Linked DNA regions of Homo sapiens: region 2 is linked to region 1. A link is a contact called in ENCODE Hi-C data. All regions are on one chromosome and are shown on one strand. Each heading gives the region's core, a stretch centred on a gene start or an enhancer-like site at or near the end of the contact. The rest is flanking DNA. Distances are from core to core; before and after follow the strand shown.

What was found. Hi-C counts contacts between places; a loop is a spot of excess contacts on that map. Pooled maps may share reads with other maps.
Region 2: a loop to region 1 is called in a map of gastrocnemius medialis, with 8 times the contacts of the local background. The contact joins the promoter of STRIT1 here to the enhancer-like site in region 1. A Hi-C loop is called at or near these places in 3 of 168 maps with a recorded cell type or tissue (gastrocnemius medialis and psoas muscle) and 4 of 50 pooled maps.

Annotation. Positions count from the first base shown.
Region 1 is chr3:155,231,123-155,236,931 of GRCh38, reverse strand. No RefSeq gene overlaps it. Among named protein-coding and RNA genes, the nearest start is that of LINC01487, 6.9 kb to the left of the region's middle. Within about 2 kb of position 3,556, at least 16 of the 41 ENCODE cell types and tissues checked have a DNase peak (open chromatin) inside an H3K27ac peak, as active enhancers do; they include gastrocnemius medialis and psoas muscle, where a contact is called at or near this core.
Region 2 is chr3:155,291,355-155,296,915 of GRCh38, reverse strand. It overlaps STRIT1 (small transmembrane regulator of ion transport 1), which reads left to right and starts at 3,233. Exons shown (of 3, transcript NM_001352129.2): 1 at 3,233-3,296. The coding sequence starts at 3,284.

The sequences.
Region 1 (5,809 bases), core at 2,307-4,806:
AAAGAGAGAAAAACTAAATGAACATAGTCATAAATGACAAAGGTGATGTTACCACTCACCCCACAGATATATGGAAAACTCTCAGAGACTACTTTGAACACCTCTGTGCACACAAATTAGAAAACCTAGAAGAAATTGATAAATTCCAGGCAACATACAACCTCTCCAGACTGAACCAGAAAGAAATTAAATCCCTGAACAGATTAATAATGAGTTCTGAAATTGAATAAAAAGTGTACTAATGAGAAAATGCCTAGGACCAGATGGATTCACAGCTAAATGCTACCAGATGTGTAAAGAAGAGCTGGTACCATTCCTACTGAAACTATTCCAAAAAATTGTGCAGATAGGAAACCTCCTCAACTCATTCTATGAGGCCAGCATCATCCTGATACCTAAACCTGACAGAGACACAACAATAACAACAAAAATTTCAGGCCAATATCCCTGATGAACATAGATGCAAAAATACTCAACAAAATAATAGTAAACAGAATTCAGCAGAATATCAAAAAGCTATCCCACCACAGTCATGTAGGCTTTATCCCTGGGATGCAAGGTTGGTTCAACATATGCGAATGAATAAATGTGATTCATTACATAAACAGAACTAAAAACAAAATCACATGACCATCTCAATAGATGCAAAAAAGGCTTTTGATAAAATTCAGCATCCCTTCATGTTAAAAACCCTGAACAAACTAGACATTGATGGAACATGCTTGAAAATAATAGGAGCCATCTATGGCAAACCTACAGCCAACATTATACTGAATGGGCAAAAGGTGGGAGCATTCTCCTTGAAAACTGGAATAAGATAAGGATGCCTTCTCTCACTACTACTATTCAACATAGTACTGGAAGTCTTAGCCAGAGCAATCAGGCAAGAGAAAGAAATAAAAGACATCCAAATAGAAGGAGAGGAAGACAAACAATTTCTGTTTGCAAATAATGTGATTCCATACTTGGAAAACCCCAGTCTTTTCCCAAAAGATCTTTCATCTGATAAACAACTTCAGCAAAGTTTCAGTATACAAAATCAATGTACAAAAGTCAGTAGCATTCCTACACCAACAACATCCAAGCTGAGAGCCAAATCAAAAATGCGATCCTATTCACAATAGCCACAAAAAGAATAAAATACATAGGAATACAGCTAAGCAGGGAGGAGAAAGATCTCTACAATGAGAATTATAAAACACAGGTCAAAGAAATCAGAGATGGCACAAACAAACGGAAAAATATTCCATGGATAGGAAGAATCAATATCATCAAAATGGCCATACTGCGCAAGCAATTTACAGATTCAATGCTATTCCTATCAAACTACCAGTGACATTCTTCACAGAATTAGAAAAAAATTAAAAATTCATATTGAACCCAAAAAGAGCCTGAATAGCCAGGGTAATCCTAAGCAAAAAGAAGAAAGCGGGAGGTATCACGTTACCCGACTTCATACTATATTACAAGTCTATAGTAATCAAAACAGCATTGTACTGGTACAAAAACAGACACATAGACCAGTGGAACAGAATAGAGAGCCCAGGAATAATGTCAGACCTACAACCATCTGATCTTCAACAAAATTGAAAACAAAAGCAATGGGGACTCCCGAGTCAATAAATGGTGCTGGGATAACTAGCTAGCCATATGCAGAAGTTTGAAACTGGACCCTTTCTGAAACCTCACCCCGCCACCATATACAAAAAGTAATTCAAATGGATTGAAGACTTAAATGTAAAATGTAAAACTATAAAAATCCTGGAGGGTAACCTAGGAAATACCATTTTGGACACAGGACCTGGCAAAGATTGCATGATGAGGATGCCAAGAGCAATTGCAATAAAAACAAAAATTGACAAAGAGCTTCTGCACAGTGAAAGAAAGCATCAACAGAATATTTCCGTATCAACAGAAACAGAAAACAAGCTATAGAATGGGTGAAAATATTTGCAAACTATGCATCCAACAAAGGTTTAATATCCAGAATCTATAAAGAACTTAAACAAATTTACAAGCAGAAAACAAACAACTCCATTAAAAGTGGGCAAAGGGCATGAACACTTTTCAGAAGAAGACTTATATGTGGCCAACAGCATATGAATAAATGCTCAGCATCACTAATCATTAGAGAAATGCACATCAAAACCACCATAGCATACCATCTCATGCCAGTCAGAATGACTACTATAAAAAGTCAAAAAAGAACATATATTGATGAGGTTGTGGAGAAAAGGGAGTGCATATGCACTGCTGGTGGGAACGTAAATTAGTACAGCTATTGTGGAAAGCACTCAGGTGATTTCTCAAAGCACTAAAAACAGAACTATCATTTGACTCATCAATCCCATTATTGGGTTTATATCCAAAGGAATATAAATTTTCCTGCCATAAAGACATATGCATGTGTATGTTCATTGCAGCACTATTTACAATAGCAAAGACATGGAATCAACTCAAATGCCCATCAGTGGTAAACTGGATAAAGAAAATGTGGTACTTACATGCCATGGAATACTATGCAACTGTGAAAAGAATGAGAGCATGTCTTACACAGCAACATGGATGGAGCTAGAGGCCATCATGCTAAGTAAACTAACATGGGAACAGAAAACCAAATATTGCATGTTCTTTTTTATAAGTGGGAGCTAAACACTGAGTACATATGGACACAAAAAAGGGAACATCAGACATCTGGGCCTACTTGATGGTGGAAGGTGGGAGGAGGGCGAGGATTGGAAAACCCCTCGGGTACTATGCTGAATACATGGGTGATGAAATAGTCTGTACACCAAATCCCTGCAACACACAATTTACCTATACAACAAACCTGCACATGTGCCCCTGCACCTAAAATAAAAGTAAAAAAAAAAAATAGTGACAGTAATTAGAAAAAGAAAAAGAATTATTAGTGTTGGAGTCAGTACTTTGCAATAACAGGCCCAGAGTGGATGAGACCAAGAAGCAGTATTAAAAGTAGATGATTGCATATCAAAAAATGACAACCACACACATGGACTGCAATATATTGTATCTATAATTTTCTGTTGACACTATCTTTGAATCTGGAAACAGCAGACAGATAATCTTATTAGATAATGACCTAAATAAAATATTTCACTCCACTCTCCTCTCATATTCCACACATGTAAATACTTTTTGCCTTGAAACCTCCCTGTCACCATCAGACTGCTTTCAAAATAATAATGTTATTTTGAGGGCATTTAGATTAGAAAATCTTGATGAGTTTCCAATTAGTGTTACTGACAGATTTGTTAGATTTTCACTTAATCATTTTTCAGAACTTGACTATGGCTCAGATCTTTGACCTGCTAGTTAAGTATGTTGGTCAGTTTTTATGTGACATCTGCTGATAAAAGTAGCTGGTTTTATTATCCCACACACGTTAATAGAGGTTCCCACAGCAGGAAGGGAATGAGCAGTCCCCCTGGCATCCTTCTGTCACTGCTATGTGCTGTTTTCAGGGAACAGTCAGTGCCTATGGTCATCATGGAGTCAGTGTTTCTCCCTTGGCTGCAGTCCAAAGGACATTGTGCCTCTCTCCATAGAGAAGCTGGAAGGGGCCCAGAGAAAGGCAAATGCAAGATCATGGGCTAGGGAGACTTGCCCAGAAGATGGGCCAAAAATGAGATCTGGAAAGACCAGAGCTAAAAGGTGACATGAACGAGCTTGGAACAGTTGCTTGAGAGAAGTTTATGTATTAAAGTCCTAAATAGAGAACAGGACGGCTGCTCCCTGATGCCATCAGAAAGTCATTTTAAGAAAGTAATTTTAAGTTAAAGAGATAGAATGAGCCTTCATCTCCACCCTATTTGCTGAAGATTCTCTCCAAGTTATGGTAACATCTGAAAATATGTTATAGCCATGACCTTTAGGAGTTAGTATGCCTTAAATTTGAATTCGAGACTATGAGAATAATTTAGGACTATGTAGCATAAAGTAAGAATTTAGATCCTGGCATTTAAGGCATTTAAGACTCTATACTGGTTCCAGATATGAATATAATTTTCTAGCTGAGAAACATGGCCTTTTGGCAGGCAAAGCCAGTGCTCATGAGCTGATAAAAATTATCCCATTGCTTGCTCAGTTGCCTTTCCAGGTGACACGAACAGCTGTTGCAAAATCACAGACCTCGATTCCTGCCAGACCACAGGCTACTGAGCCCAGAAAACAAAACCATGACTCATGGTGAATGTTCACTGTCCCTGAGGTGGATACAGTGACAACCACACACACAGAGTGCTATGGAAATTTGGGATCCATTTTCCTGCTTGTCTTAGTGAAGAGGCTACGCCCACTTATTCTTGCCAGAATCTAAAGACATTTGGGATCCTCTTTTCCCCTTTCCCAACTGTGGGATGGAGTCTGTGCCCTGTGATAAGAGTGAATGCTCTAAAATAACCTGGTCTAACCTTCTTTTAATCTCTCTTTGCCTGATTTTCCTGGGACTCTGTATTTGGGGAAGATGTATATTTTAATCCTGACTCTTTCCTCAAGTGTCACTCAGGTGAACTTGGGGCTCTTTCTGATCCCTGTGATTATGTGGCAGCCTTCAGAATCCTACACCATGATCAGAAAGGCGGGTCCATTCCAGCTCTGTGGTTCTCTGATTTGTGACTTGGGCAGATAAGGCTCAATTTCTGGATTTGACTGTGAAGACTAGTGTCTTGAAAATTTGAAACATTGAAGTTAGAGAAGACAGTGTTAAGTACTAGAAAAGGACCCAAGTGGTTCAGTGTCAGTCTGGAACAGGGGCACACATTCCAATATTTCCTAGGGCCAGGCAGGTAGCATGGACAAGAGAAGTAGGCCACAGGTCTGGTTGGTGGTGTAGACAGGGCTACTGGGACCAGGTCTTTAATCCGAATGGGGACGCAGAAGCCCAGCACCAGCTGTTGTGGTCACATGAGGATGTGGTCTCAAGGATGATAGCTCTTTCAGTTTTTTTTTGTTTGTTTGTTTCCACAAGAAGCCAGAAAGTCAACATAGCAAATGAAACCCCTGAGTCTTAAATATTGGCCACCAATTCAAGTTGTAATGAAACAAATTACTCTGTGGTTCATATAAGACACATCTGCAGATTAGGCCTTAGGCTACCAATTTTTGACCTATGGTACAGGAAGACATTATAACAAAAGCATTTTTGTTAATATTTTAAATGAAAATTTCTTTTTCTTTATTATACTTTAAGTTCTGGGGCACGTGTGCACAATGTGCAGGTTCGTTACATAGGTATACATGTGCCATGTTGGTTTGCTGCACCCATCAACTCGTCGTTTACATTAGGTATTTCTCCTAATGCTATGCCTCCCAAATGAAGATTTCTTATACTCTGCACCCTTAACCACTGAGGAGAGTGCACGCCTACCTCTGATGTGCCAGGAAATTAGTATGATACCACTGCGAGGATGAATACTTTTTGTCTGTTTCTAAAAAATTCACGGTAATTTTGTCTTCTCCATGATACATTTGTGTTTAATATAAAATTTTATGTTAGATTGCATACCCTTGTGTCTAGAATATGATAGATCTTCAATAAAAATGTGTAAAGTGAACAATTAAAGTGCAATTGATACTCCTAGAAGATATATATATATATGTATGTATGTGTGTGTGTATATATATGTGTGTGTATATATATGTATATATACACACACATATATACATACATATATATATATACGTATACATATATATATAATCCCATAGATTGTTTCCTATATCCCAATGTGAGAAATGTCCCTTGGGATATGAAGTAACATGGCCATTCTATTGGTAAGTGATGGTG
Region 2 (5,561 bases), core at 1,984-4,483, 60 kb before region 1:
TGCCTTCCAGACTTTAATGATGGGCTCTGTGTATGTGTTGAGGTATGCCTTTAACACTCAGCCAGGCAGTTGACAACTGCCTTACCATTTGCTTTCCATTTTGAGCCTCAAGGTTAGCCAGAGGTGAAAGCTTAGGGCCTTTTCAGGTCTTTCCTAAGCATACCCACAGCCATGAGGTCATGCCCATAGCTGAACATATGCATGTAGCCTTCTAGATTCTTAAGGATATGTGAAACTTTTCAAACCCCTATTGACATCTCATTCCCTAGATTCTCCTTTTAAGCTTTTTAGTTAGCCTATTGTTCACTCTGTTACCTAGGCAGCTGTGATGTTAAACAATTGCCTCTAATTGTTTTCAACAAATGCCCTGGGAGTGGGTACTTTTCACACAGTGGAAGTTCTGAGTCTTATCAAATAAAGACAGCCTTGCAGGTGAGGTCTTTGGGAGAACCACCAGACAGTTTAAATAATTACTGTTCTCTGAAACTGAGACTTTGAAAGAGTTCTGTTCTGCTCTGTCTCCTCTGGTGGCTGCTAGTCTGCTAGTTTTCACTGAGATTTTGGGATATTGTTTAAGGCTGCTACAAAGCTGGAGATGGGGGAGATGAGAATAGGCCAAATTAAAACATCACAAAACTCTTGCTGTTCTTACCTAGATTCCAGCTCCCCCAGTTGCTGTAAGTCCTTGGTTAATTTCTACAATTCTTAAAAATTGATTCAAAAATTTTAGATGGCTTTCTTGGTGCTCTTATGAAGGAAAGATATTTTGGAGTCCCCCACTCCTCTATTTTTGCAGATGTCACTTTCTTTTATTTGTTTATATTCTTATTTATAGATTATTCTAATGTTACTGGTAATTAAATACACTGTATTATCTATATATGCATATATTATAAGGCTAGAGTATAGTTAAGATCATTTTATTTCTTATTACTCTTTTAGGTATTGCCATAAGTAAACCTTTGTTTAGAGTGCAAACTAAGCTACCTTATACTGCACTTATTACATCCACCTACCCAGTCAGCCAGCCATGAAGCAAAGATCCATGAGCATCCACCATGGTCAGGTCTATGTACTATAATTCCAGACATTAGTAGTGAAAAATATTTGAAAAGTGAAGAATTCTTAAATATTTTAAAGAAAAACCAAATATTTAAATTTTTCGGCTCACATATCTCTGAAGAATCTAATGTCACCTTGAGAATAAGGGATTTGAGAGCTAAATGTTTAAGACAGTATGTAAAGTAAAAAAGTAGAAAATGTTCCTAATTAGTATGTCCTAAGAGAAAGATTAGAAAACGGTCAAATATAGGCCCTTGGGTTTATAAGCTCAAAGTGAAACCAGTCTATTAATGAATAAAACATCCTTTCCTGATTAAATATTATAAAACTTATATTTTTTAAAAAATTTACTGATGATATAACCAAGGAAATGAGATTCTAGGTTGAATTCTTTTCTGAAGTCTGAGAAATTCATGTTGATTAAGTTAGTTTTTTCTCTTCTTCTTTCCATAGAAAAGTAAGGAAAATAAATGATGAATTATAAACTAATCCCTCCTCAAACTCCAAATTGACAGCAATAATGTTAATAATAGTCAATTTCATGTCAAGAAGAAAGCTTAATATAATTGAAATGGAAATGAGTATTTAAAATGTAGAAACCTTTTCATATGTTTCAGGCAAATTATTTTATTTTATTATGTATGTTTGTGCTCTTTGTGGGTACCACACTGTTTGTTTTAAATATCATTTTTTTCCTTAAGATAATTAGTGTTCATTTGAACTTACTGAATTAACATTTTTTATATTTAAATGAGATCAATAACATTTTTATTTCTTCTCTCTCTTTTGGCCTCAGTTAACCTTTGTTTAACGTATTATTATTTAATATTGAAAAAAATACCCAACTTTGCCAGGTAAGCAAGGGATTTTGTTGCATAAACAATACGTAGTTTTTCTGCTTACCTGACATAGCCAGACATTTTTTCAATATTAAATAATATATTGAGAGAGAGACTGAGGAGAGAGATGACAACTTGACATAAATGATATAAATGTGCCAGATTCTTGGCTGCACACTCTAATCTATAGGTACATTATTTGAGGTAGAAAGTCAAATGTTCTTCTTGCCTGTGAGAGTGGGAGGATTCTGAATTCATATAATAGCAAGGAGTTCAGTGTCACTGAAGTTATCACTGCAAATGGAAGAGTAGAGAAATAAGGGTTTTTAGGTGTCTAAACAAAGAGTTGGGATTTTTATTGTCTAGGAGATGAAGAACTATTGGTGGATTTTTGAGCAGTGATGGAACATGGTCATTTGCAAGGCAATATCACTCTTGGAACTCTGTGGAGATAAATTTGATCAGGCCAGACCTGCCTTTACAGGTCTTAATCTTATGTCAAATTTTTTTTGGGAAGATGCTCACAGGGTCACTCTGCAAAACTTTTCCAGCCAGATCCCCAATTTAAAGTTATTCCAATGAGAATATAGAGAATAGTCTAGGTCAGTTACATAAACCAGTTTGGACTTTGAAAAATGAAATGTCCTATTTTTATACATTGCTAATAAAAACAACAAGCTTATGACTGCTTCCTAAAAATTCTAGGCGACGTCTGTATTGTTTTAGTTTCTAGTACATTTATATTAACACTTTTTGTTTTAGAATAGTTCAAAGAAAGGGGCACCATTTCATTTTATGTTTTCCACCTGTAAAGTAATAAAGAACTGTCTACATTTCATACAGACTTTCATTTCATCTTTATGCGACTCCCATGAGTAGGTATTATTATCCTCATTTTAAAACTAAAGAAGCTGATTCCCAGGTTAAGCAACTTGGCTTTCATTACAGAAAGAGCTGGAATTTGAACCCAAGTCTCTCCAACATCAAAATCCTTTCTTTCTAATATATCACCCTTCTCCTTGATAGCACTTGTATAGGTGGAATGTTGTTTTTCCTCTGTACACCTTCTTTATAGAACATTTTCTTCATGTTACCTAAAGGCATGGTGCAAATTAAAAACCTGCGAATATCTGCATTAGGATAATTCAGCTTACCTAATTGTTTAGGTCATGTAGCCCCTCGTTTCCTCCATAATAATAGAATAAAGAGCCAGAGGAGTTCTGCTTTCCCATGACTTACATCACTCTGCAGACAATTGGCAGCCAGGAGACGGGCAGCTGCCGCAATCTTCAGATTTCTCTCTATTTAAAGTTCAAAGAGACGCTGGATAACAAAAGAAAGAGGTAAGCGTGGCCTGACCTAGCCACCCACCAACAGGAATAATGGCTGAAAAAGGTAAGATTTAAGGCATAGGATTCTCTTGGCAAAAAAAAAAAAAAGGCTTCTTGACTTTGGTTCATTTATGTTTCTTGGTGTTTCCCAGTCACTCTAAAAAATGTGATATCTATGCTAAATGACCATTAACCATATATGTTAGTGTGGCTGCAAAAATGCATTAATTATGTAATCTATGGATCAGGTCTATAGGTTATGAATAATTTTAAAATGATCAACAAAGGAAAAGAGCTTAATTTTGTTAATACTTATTTTGAAAGGTGAGTTAGAAATCAGTTCTCCTGATTTCAATTCTGAGCCAGAATTGAAGACAGTTAAGTTCTGTGTCAGACCTGCTAGTAAATGGCTATGTGAGTTTGCAGAAGTCCCTATACCTCTCTGAGTCTGTTTTCTGACAGTAAAATGAGAATATTGGGCTCAGGCATCTATTCCACACCTAAAATTTTTGTTCCACATCTAACTTTTTTCTGGTTTTTAAACATTTTTTTGTATTTATATTTTATAGTTATATAAAATAATTGATTCCAATTTGTCAAAAAGTTGAATATATACTGTATCTAAGAAATGGTTTTTAAATATTAAACAGGAATTTTTGCTTTGAATCTTGACAATGACCTTGTGAAATATGCATATCATCATCATCCCCATTTTATAGATAAGAAAATGGAGACACAGCAGTTTAGTAACTTGTTCATGATCGCTAAAGAGTGGTGGCACCAGGTGTTTAACCTGGACAGTCTTTTCCAGAGCACAGTGTCCTCAAGAACACTTCCAGCTGTAACTACTTTGATATGCTCAGAACTGGACAAGAGAGAAGCATTTTAGAATTACACTTCATGTTTAAGAGATGTTTTGTTCTTATTTGTGCTAGTAATGTAAGTGACATATGCAAAGTATGTTGTGCTCTTACGTATTTCTACTTCCAAACAATTCCACAGGTATTAGTAAAGTTGAAAACATTAGTGTTAAAAAAACAATGGAATGTATACTTTGGGTGTTAAAATGCACAGTTAGTGCTACTGGTACTATTTTACAAGGAAAGTAAATAATGAGATACTTTTAGGGCTTTGTGATATGTAAATTTTATTAAAATATGCATGTATAAAATATAAATGCACAATTAAAGGGTTAATATTAATTTTCAAATTCTTTGAAATTGGGAAAAATATAAAGCCACATACCTAGACAGTTCAAAAAAATTACTGCTATGTACTTCCATTGTAATGGTACCTTAATTCATAAAAAGGCTTTCGTCCAAATGAGAGTAAAGGGCAACTCATGTTGTTTGCTTTATCCTTAAGCAATACCACATGTCAAGTAAAGAGAAGAGTTTTCCATTTAGTGCTTAATGCCTTATACAAGGTCACAGTGAGATGGAGAAACAAGAAAAGCATGTTGAATTTTGTCAGTTAAGAGAGACTCTAGCATTCTTGGAAAAATTGATTTAAAGTATTAAAATTTATTTCAACTTCAGAAAGTTTGCTTTTATAAAAGTGTCTTCTAATTTTAAATGTGTCTCATCTCCTGATGATTTTATTTTAATAGCATTTTTAAAAATTTCACATTTTAAAGTGATGGAAATTGTAATAGGAGTATAATTGCTAAGAATATGCATTCTCTCTTTTAACTAATGGCATAAGATCTAATTATGCTTTGCAGTTAAGAATATATCTGAGTCCTTAACACAGGGACATTAATTCCATAGAATGTTTTTCTGCGCTCTTTCTAAATCTTTTTGTGTGATGTAGGTGTGGATTTCTGTGTGTATGCCTGTGTATGTTTGCTTGAAAGAACAAGAGTTACATGCAGTGCATACTTTAAAAAAGATACTTGTATAAATTGCTTTTTACAGGTAAGAGTACAAATAGGAGGCACAGAAGGAATCATATATAACAAACGCCATTTATGTGTGTGTTGGATTATTACTGCCCATTGATTCAGGTTCAGTGCTGGTTGTTATACTGAACAATTTTTAAACAATAGAAATTCTTTTCTGTAGTCAAGAATGGTTACATAATGTATGATACTTTCCTTTTCCCTGTGATATTTAAAATTACATTCAGCTATTGAGGCCAAGGACAGTTCTCAATACCTTTCCTTGTGTTATAATTATTTACTTTAGTGGGAATTGCCTCAGAGTTGTATTAGATTGTTTTTTATATAAATAGCTGCTGTATATGTTATTGCACAAATGCATGAATGTGTTCTGTATACACTAAACACACACGGTGGTTAGAGTTTACAAAGCTTTGCACATATGTTATG